2 separate regions of the Mus musculus genome follow, and region 2 is linked to region 1. A link is a contact called in ENCODE Hi-C data. All regions are on one chromosome and are shown on one strand. Each heading gives the region's core, a stretch centred on a gene start or an enhancer-like site at or near the end of the contact. The rest is flanking DNA. Distances are from core to core; before and after follow the strand shown.

Region 1 (4,308 bases), core at 1,325-3,824:
CAAAAAATTTTATGGCTGGGGACCACCACAACACAAGGAACAGAATTAAAGGGCCGCAGCATTAGGAAGGCTGAGAACCGCTGCTCTAGAGCCACTCACAGTCCAACAAGCAAACCAGTGGGCAGGGAATAAAGGGCGCTAAGGCTCAGAAACTGCATGAGCTGCCCCATGCTCTGGCCACAACCTCTGCTTCTTCCACACATACTGCATGGGGCCAAATTACAAAGCACAGTTGCAGAACTGTAGAAGGCTAAAAACACAACTATCTAAAATCCAACTTTTCCAATTTCCCATTCTCTTTCAAGAATACACTCAGGCTGGGGTTGTAGCTTATACATAAGGCCCAGGTTTCAATGACCAGCACATACATACCCAACAAGAACACAGCAGCAAACATCTTGACAACGTTTTTACCTAAGTAACTCTATTTTTACAATCTCTAATTATATTCTTTTAATGCATCGTTGTTTATTCGTTCTTCCTTTCCAAGAACAGCAAGCACATTTCCAAAATACTACACTCTGAAACACAGTGCCTAATTGTACTTGTGATTCTCCCACTCTGATAGAACAGCTTTCATTATCCACTTCTAGCAAACCAATGAAACCTTAAGAAGCCCTTTTCATTCCTCCTCCCCACAGACTGCAGTCAGGGTGTTACTCCTCATACACATATCCCACTGTACTTGAGACTATTTCTATGTCACCCTTTCCTAGCAGCGCATTCTGAGATATGATATCTATTTCTAGTATCTTCTGGTTTTGTTGCCCTCAATTATGCATCAAATCACTGAATCAGAAAACCTTGCAGCAGATACTAACACATAAACTGATAGTTGATTTTCTAAAATTACCAGGTGTATCTTGAAAATACAGATGAGCTAAACAAACAAAAACATCAAGCAAGGTAATATCCAGTTAGCAGAAAAAATAATAACCATATATAATGGAAACTGAGTTAAGAAAACCACTGTTAAGGGACACATTACTGTATATAGCATAACAACAACAACACAGTCGTCTTTATGATAGTATAGGTAAAGTCACAGGTCCCAATCTTGAAAATGCAATTATAATCACCTATAAATCAACTATCAAGACAACAGTTATAGGATTTGAAATATATCAAAGTTCACCTGGCTAAAAAGTTGTTTTATTTCTGAGTCTATCAAAGCAAGAATGTGTGACATTCTCGGAATCAACTCACAGTTGATATTGGGAGGAAAACAATGTAACAGCTCTTTTACATCTACAATCTAGATCACTAAAAAAACCTAGACAAATTCCTAACAATGCAGAATGGCGGTATTAACAATGGAAGATCTAAATTCCAGTCGCAGGGAAGACAAGGGACATGAATTAATCTCACAGACAACCAGTCATCCCTCCACTCTTTTTTAATTGATTACTAATCTTCCTCACAAGGCTAAAATTTATTCTATTATTACAATTCTGGTCCACACCCCATCTTCCAACCAAAGGAGTGTGGTTCTTAGTATTCTCTCATTAACTACAAAATAATTCAGGGAACCTTTTATGGCTCACAAAGGACTTATGAAAGATGTCAAACTGCACTAAAAGTTACAATTCTGAAGCTGACAGTGTATGAATAAGCGAGACCAGCTTTCATCTGTCTCAAAGATGACTTCCTCATGTCCCCTTCCCACCAACTTCCCCATCAATGTTTCCAAGGGATTTCATTATAGAAGAACCTAATTTTACAAGTTACCTGCAGTTTCTAAACACTATGCTAGAGCTAAGACAAATATAAGCATCCTCTTTATTAATCTTCAATTCCAGTATCTGGCATTGTAGTCAGTACTGAACAGGTTAATAAGGGACAGTTTATTATTTAAACTGATGAGCTGAAGGCATGAGAGGGCAGGAAAAAGGTATCTGACATCAAAATGCGCTTCTGGGTCTCACTCCCTCTGACCTCGCCATTATTCCATCCCCAAACTGTCTACCACAATCTTCGGCTTAATATTGGTCTCTGTTTATTAAGAATGGTGTAGTTAGGGCAGCAATTACCAGTACACTGCAAAAAAGGATTCGGGCTGGAAAATTTGTCCAAATGTGACTGAACATTTCGCGATTGCCAGAGGAGCGTTTTAGACCAATGTCAGGACTATGACATATCTATCCTGAAATGACTAAGAAATGAGCTTCACCGGTTTCCCAAAACGCAAAGACATCTCGATTAAGCTCTTTTTCCTTTTCGACCCTTCTCAGGATTTCCTTCCTCAACCCCCGTTCCTACGCAGGTCTCTGTATCTCAGCTCAGGGCCTCTTCAATCCTTCAGATTCTAGTAGGAAAAGGAAGACATCCCTCGTTGCGCCCCCTTCCTTCGGGCGCTTCTTCCTCCATCCACCCTTCCCGGCCTACCCCAGCCTTCACTAGGCCTCAACCCTCATCCATTGTTATTTACATCGTCGTCGGGGGAGGCTGAACGTTTCACCCCGTGCGGGTGAGACTCCCGGGCAGCACTCATCGTAGCTGGGATCCTGACGGGGATATGCCAAACACACTCGCAGTTCTCCTCAAACGCGACACCAGCAGCCCTCACCCAGCCGCCGGACCAAGCAGCGCCACTCCAGAACGCAGAGCCCCCTCCGGCCCTTCACCGCTACAGTCGTCACTGCTGCGGCCGCTCGTCACCCTGGAGCACACCGGGAGTTGTAGTTTTTTTGGACTCACTCTTTACTGGCCTGACTAAGCCGTCTTCAGTGACTTAAACTACATTTCCCAGGAGGCCGAGCGAAGCATCTCGCGCGGCGTGGCGGGAGAGCCCTCGGAGGCTACGCTTTCTTCGGCGTGTAGAGGGAGCTTTCCCGTGGATGGGTATGGTGGTGATCGTTGGCGGAGAGCTTCGTTGCCACAGACAGACCTAGAGTGGGTTTTCGCCTTTTTGTGTGTGTGAGGTTCTGCCCTGTTAGTAAACACATTCATCATAGTTAAACACATAGACTTAAGTGTAATGTTTGAGGCTTTTTGAATACAAGTTCTCGGCCCAAGACAAAAACCTAAAACATGGCTTCTTCCCCCAGCCTAATGTGTGGTCTCTACTGCTCACACGGGATATTCTAACGTCTTCATTCTCTTCCTTTCCTTCCTTCCTTTCTTTTCTTACTGAATAGAGTTCAGTGTGAAGCTGAAGGCTTGTTAATTGGCTGTTTTGTTTTTCGTTTTTTTTCTAAACAGCTCCACCCCTCAGGAATTGTGGACCGTTTTCCACTGGGCTTAGTGTATTCTAGATAAGAGTGACCCAACTCTCTGATCCCTTTTTAAGGTAGATATTATTTGAAACTTCATCGACTGAAGTCTGTCTGCCAAAAAAAAATCCTGTATCTTTATTATTTTTCTTGGGGTGGGGGTGGGGGGTAAGTTTCCTATATAATAAACCCCTTTAAAGTTACAATACAGTAGCAGTCTCAACCTGTTTCAACTGTCTCCTCAGTCTAGTTGCAAGAGACCACCCCCACCCCGCCCCCTTAGGATGGATACATTCGCTGCCCTTCCCATTTGCAATCTTGTTTCTAGTTCCCTTTTCCTCATTTCCCTGCTCCCTTTCCAGCCCCAACTAAGCTTCCTGCAAGATCTTGTAGTCCAGTGTTCAGATACTGAAGATAAACTTCTGTATGTTATAGCTGAATTTGCATCCACAGGTGAACCTGACATACTGTCAGGATGACTTTCTTGCCCTTACTCATTCTGAAGACTTCCAGCCTTGATTTTTAAAAAGATTTTTTTTTCAAGTATAAACAAATAGTATGACAACAGTACATGGCTAGTCTTAAGTCCCCATACCGAGTGGTCTATGAGACACCTGTCAGTGTCTGTGCTCAGCAGTTACTCTAGTTGAACTACATTTCAGATGACGATGAACCACTGATAGAACTGTGCCCAAAGTGAAACCTGACTATGCCTGTGAACCTAGTGTCTGGGAGGTGGTGAAGGAAGATAAGAAATTCAAGATCATCCTCTTCTAAGTAATGTGTGGTTTGTCAGCCGAGTCTATAGTAAGACCTCCTCTCAAAATAAAAATAAAAAATAAAAATAAAATAAAAACAGTACCCCACCCCCCGCCCCTATCCCAAACATCAGGACTTAGAGCTATGCACACAGGGAAGACAGTTTCTTAATTTATGCAGTCATAGATCCAATTCCTTTATTTTTGAAGCAGAGACTAGCTTTTAAATAAATTATATAAAAATACGGTTAGAGCTATATTTAATAAGCCTAACCAAAACAAACTAATCTCTTATTTCTGTGTTAAACCACAATAAAGGAAAAAAAAAAACCCATGAA
Region 2 (4,184 bases), core at 865-3,364, 2.0 Mb before region 1:
GTAAGGTGTAGTTAAATGCCAGCAGCTCATCTTTGATTAGTTCTAATTTGCCTCTAACAAATCACAAACGTGAGTCAGTTTTTACTGGGTTCTTTTTTTTCCACTTCCCTCCAGCCCAGCCACCCCAAATTTCCCAATTTCTATACAAGTGCACACACATACACACACCCCCTCTAGGAGCTCATCAGCCTGGGGCCATCTAGATTCTGTGGCACACCAAGGTCACAACACTGGGATCAGCTAGCCAAATCCCCACAGAACTAACTAGGATCTCAGATTCATTAACTACCACCCCTCCCCACTGCTGCTTTGATCTGAATTCCTGAAGTCATTCCTATTGGGTCCATGTTAAGGAAATTGGGAGACTGGATGTGAGTTTGAGGTCAGTCTGAAATAGACCTGTGCTCAAAATCCTTATAAACCTTGGGAAAGCCTGTGGTCCTTTTGTGGGGTGAATTATGACTGGGAATGAAGACTTCCCCTGTTGTGAGAGAAGATGAAGGGGACTCTGGCGGCCAGAGCATGACAAAGATGGTTCTGGCGGGCCTTTTTCTTCTCCCTTCCTCTTTTCTAAAAACTATTAGGTTACATTCCTAAAGCTCTCTTATTTGGTCACTTATTTGCTCACTTCCTTCTGAGGCTGACTACCAAGGTCCAGCTTTCAAAGGATGGAGGTCCAGCAACCAAAAGTCCCCTTGCAGCTACCCTAATTAACGTGTCTAACCAGAGTTAGACACTTCATCCTAACAAGAGGTTTTTTCCCCCTTTACCCTCATAAACTGTCGTTTGCTCAAGGGCCACACCTGTCTCCTCTCTATGCAGAGGCAGTTCTTTGTTCCCAGGACTTACATCCTTTCCCTCCCTCTCCCTTGTTCCCCTCTCCCTCACCTTCTATCTCCTGTCTTTGTCTCTCATTCCCTGTCCTTTGTTCCTCTGGGGGAAATAAATCTTGTGCCAAACACTGCTGAGCACTGCCACATTTGTGTGGTCTCTCAAAAGCTCCTCTGAGTGGTTCTATCATCCCTGTTTTAGAGATGGAGAAACTGATTTGTCCATTCAGTTTTTTCTTCAACTATATGTCGAGGACCTACTATGTGGCAGATGCTTCTCCAGACTTAGTGTGAACAGCAATGAACGAAGCTTCCCGAACCTCTGTAGGCTTGAAGCTTAATGGTCCAGGCTAGGAGTCAACAGATTCACTTGAGGTGTAACCCCAGTTACAGAAGTGAGGCAGACAGATCACAGGGCTGCATAATAGGAGGAGGAGGAGGAGGAGGAGGAGGAGGAGGAGGAGGAGGAGGAGGAGGAGGAGGAGGAGTGTAACCCCAGTTACAAAAGTGAAGCAGACAGATCACAGGGCTGCATAATAAGAGGAGGAGGAGGAAGAAAAGTGGACCTTAAGCCGGGCATGGTGGCACACGCCTTGAATCCCAGCACTCAGGAGGCAGAGGCAAGCGGATTTTTGAGTTCGAGGCCAGCCTGGTCTACAGTGAGTTCCAGGACAGCCAGGGCTATACAGAGAAACCCTGTCTCGAAAAACAAAAAAACAAACAAAAAAAAAAAAAAAAAAAAAAAAGAGAGAGAGAGCGAGAGAAGCGGACCATGGCAGTAATCCCTGTTACTAGTCAAGATTTTCATGACTCCGGGGACAGCATTGGGCCACTACTGGTCTCCAAAAGCCAAATTCAAGCCAAACCAACCAAAACAATAATAACAAAAGCCAAGTGCTGTGATGTTTAATCTCAGCACTGGGAGGCAGAGGCAGGTGGAGGCTAGAAGTCAGCTTGGTCTTCATAGTTCCAGCCCAGCCGAAGCTACCTAGTGAGTTTCATTGTGGCAAACAAAACTAAACGCAAGAACCCGCAGTGGCGTTAATGCCAAAACCCTAGAGGCTGAGGCAGGACTGCCGCGAGTTTCAGAGCGACTAGCAGCCCACCATTTCTAGTTTCATCTGCCCCTCCCAGAGGAGGCCCCGCCCTCGCATTGGTTGTCCTATAAGAAATCACAGGGTTTTGGGTTTTTTTTTTTTAAGTGTGTGACCATGAAGTCTCGCGATAGCGCTTCCGCTTCCCATAATTCCGTGCGTTTGCCCGGCCCACTCTCTTTCTGCCATCTTCCCTCGCCGGTGAGTGAGTGTTTGTGAAACTCCGTGTTCATCCGTGTGGTATCTGTGCCATCCCTTTACCCCGTGTTCGCTTTCGGAGTCCCGTGGGCCTATAGATCCCTGCAGGGGCCGTAGTCTCCGTCTGCCGGGGTCGGGGGCTATGGGTAGCCCTTTGCGGGAGCCGGCCCACTGCAACAGGCCGGGCTCGGCTCGGGCCGGCGGGGACGGTGGCCCGCGTGGGCCCTGCAGCCTCCGGTGTCTGCGGGAGCTCTGGAGTCCCGAGTGTCCCACGCGGCCGTGGCCAGGGTTGGCGCGGGGAGTTAGGCTCAGCCACTCACTGCCGAGTTAGGGAACCACGTCGTGGTTTACTCTTGGCGCGTAAAATACGCCTTGGCAGCGTCCTGAGGAGCCGTGGAGGTAGCCTATGGGTTGTGGCCGTTCAGTAGGCTGGCTGGGCTCCCTGTCACGTACTGCCTCTTCTCCCGAAAGGGGGTGTGTGTGTGTGTCTGTGTGTTAAATGGTTACCTGTAAATGAGTTAAGTCGCGTTAACCTCTTGACACACTGCTGGCTTTGAAAATCTTGGCAGACGGTGCCAGAACTTTTTCCTAATGACAGTTCCCGCACCCCCACTTTCAGTTTGGCTAGCTGGTCGGTCCCACCATTTCGAAGGCTATCTTCTGTGTGGTGAGGCTCGGCTTGTGTCATTCTCTCCCCAGCTATTTTGTGTGGTGGGTGGTATGAATAGGAGTGTCTTGGAGGGCTAGACTCTGAAGAACAGTGCTGAACAGTCGGGAAATTGTAGTGAATTTTTCCTGGTTCTTGGGAATGTTGCTTAGACCTAGGAAAAGCTAATGGGGGTAGGACAGCATGATTGGGTGTTGATGCAAACCCCGGCTTTTCTTTCCACAGCCACCATGGTGCGAATGAATGTTCTGGCGGATGCTCTCAAGAGCATCAACAACGCTGAGAAGAGAGGCAAACGCCAGGTCCTCATCAGGCCATGTTCTAAAGTCATCGTTCGGTTCTTAACCGTGATGATGAAGCACGGTGAGTATTGGTGTCTTGGGTTTTTGACAGTGCTGGATCTGGGAGGGAAAGACAGTAACCGTTCAAGAAAAGAATGGGTGTGTTGATGCTAACTCCCAAAAATTTTTATGTGATACGGAGCTTTCAGAATTCTGATGCAGAGACTCAGATGAGAGAAAAATCTAATAGGCAAAAAGTTAGTGTTGGCGTAAAGGTTTAGGTCTCAAATTGATGTCTGGTTTGACGCTGGTCACTTGTTTTATAGGATACATTGGTGAATTTGAGATCATTGATGATCACAGAGCTGGGAAGATTGTTGTGAACCTCACAGGAAGGTTGAACAAGGTAAGACATCTTGCTTCTCAAATTGCAGCTGTCTGCCACTTCACAGTGTTGTCATTCTTGCTCTACTTCCCTGATTTAAGGAATTGGCTAAGGCTATGCTTCTGTTTTAGTACCCACATTTCACTTGGTGTCTTTGGTTACTTGTTCAAATTATTGGTTAGTTTTGTGTGGGATAGAGCTAAACTCTGGTAACGCTGGAGTGGGAAACTGCTGATTTCAGTAGCTTAAACTATGGCTCAGTGTATGAATAACTCAGTCTTGTACTGGTGGTGTGTGTGGCCTGTTTATTTTCAAGATGGAAGTCTCAACACATAGAGAGGTTGATCTATACTCTGTCAAACTGCTGTATTAAAGTTACACGATGCACTTGTCCAGTGGTGTGCTGGCTTTTAATAAAATTGTTAATCTTGAGTAAGTGGCTAAGAGTTCATGGTCTGTTGGTGTAGGTTGTAGCTGTCTGAGTTCTAGGCTGCTCGTCAGTTTTAATTGTCATCAGCATAGCCAAATAGACTTTCTGACTCCATGGTTTAATAGCAGTTTGGGGCATTGTCAATAAGCTAGTGATAGTGCGGAAGAGCCTTCTGATCTGTAAGGAGTTTGAGGCCCTCTAGTCCTACTTGTGTGACCCTTTCAGAGAGGGGTCGTGGGCTAAGGCCATCAGAATCAGATACTTCCGTTACAGCAAAAGTACAGTTATGAAGTAGCAGT

Evidence for each region. Hi-C counts contacts between places; a loop is a spot of excess contacts on that map.
Region 2: a map of adrenal gland shows a loop between it and region 1 (7-fold over the local background). The contact joins the promoter of Rps15a here to the promoter of 1110004F10Rik in region 1. A Hi-C loop is called at or near these places in 2 of 37 maps with a recorded cell type or tissue (adrenal gland and heart).

The regions. Positions count from the first base shown.
Region 1 is chr7:116,091,646-116,095,953 of GRCm38, reverse strand. It overlaps 1110004F10Rik (RIKEN cDNA 1110004F10 gene), which reads right to left and starts at 2,574. Exons shown (of 5, transcript NM_019772.2): 1 at 2,429-2,574. The coding sequence starts at 2,491. It overlaps 1700003G18Rik (RIKEN cDNA 1700003G18 gene), which reads left to right and starts at 2,805. Exons shown (of 4, transcript NR_029433.1): 1 at 2,805-2,892.
Region 2 is chr7:118,114,077-118,118,260 of GRCm38, reverse strand. Rps15a (ribosomal protein S15A) reads left to right here and starts at 2,114. Exons shown (of 5, transcript NM_170669.2): 1 at 2,114-2,125; 2 at 3,015-3,152; 3 at 3,397-3,476. The coding sequence starts at 3,020.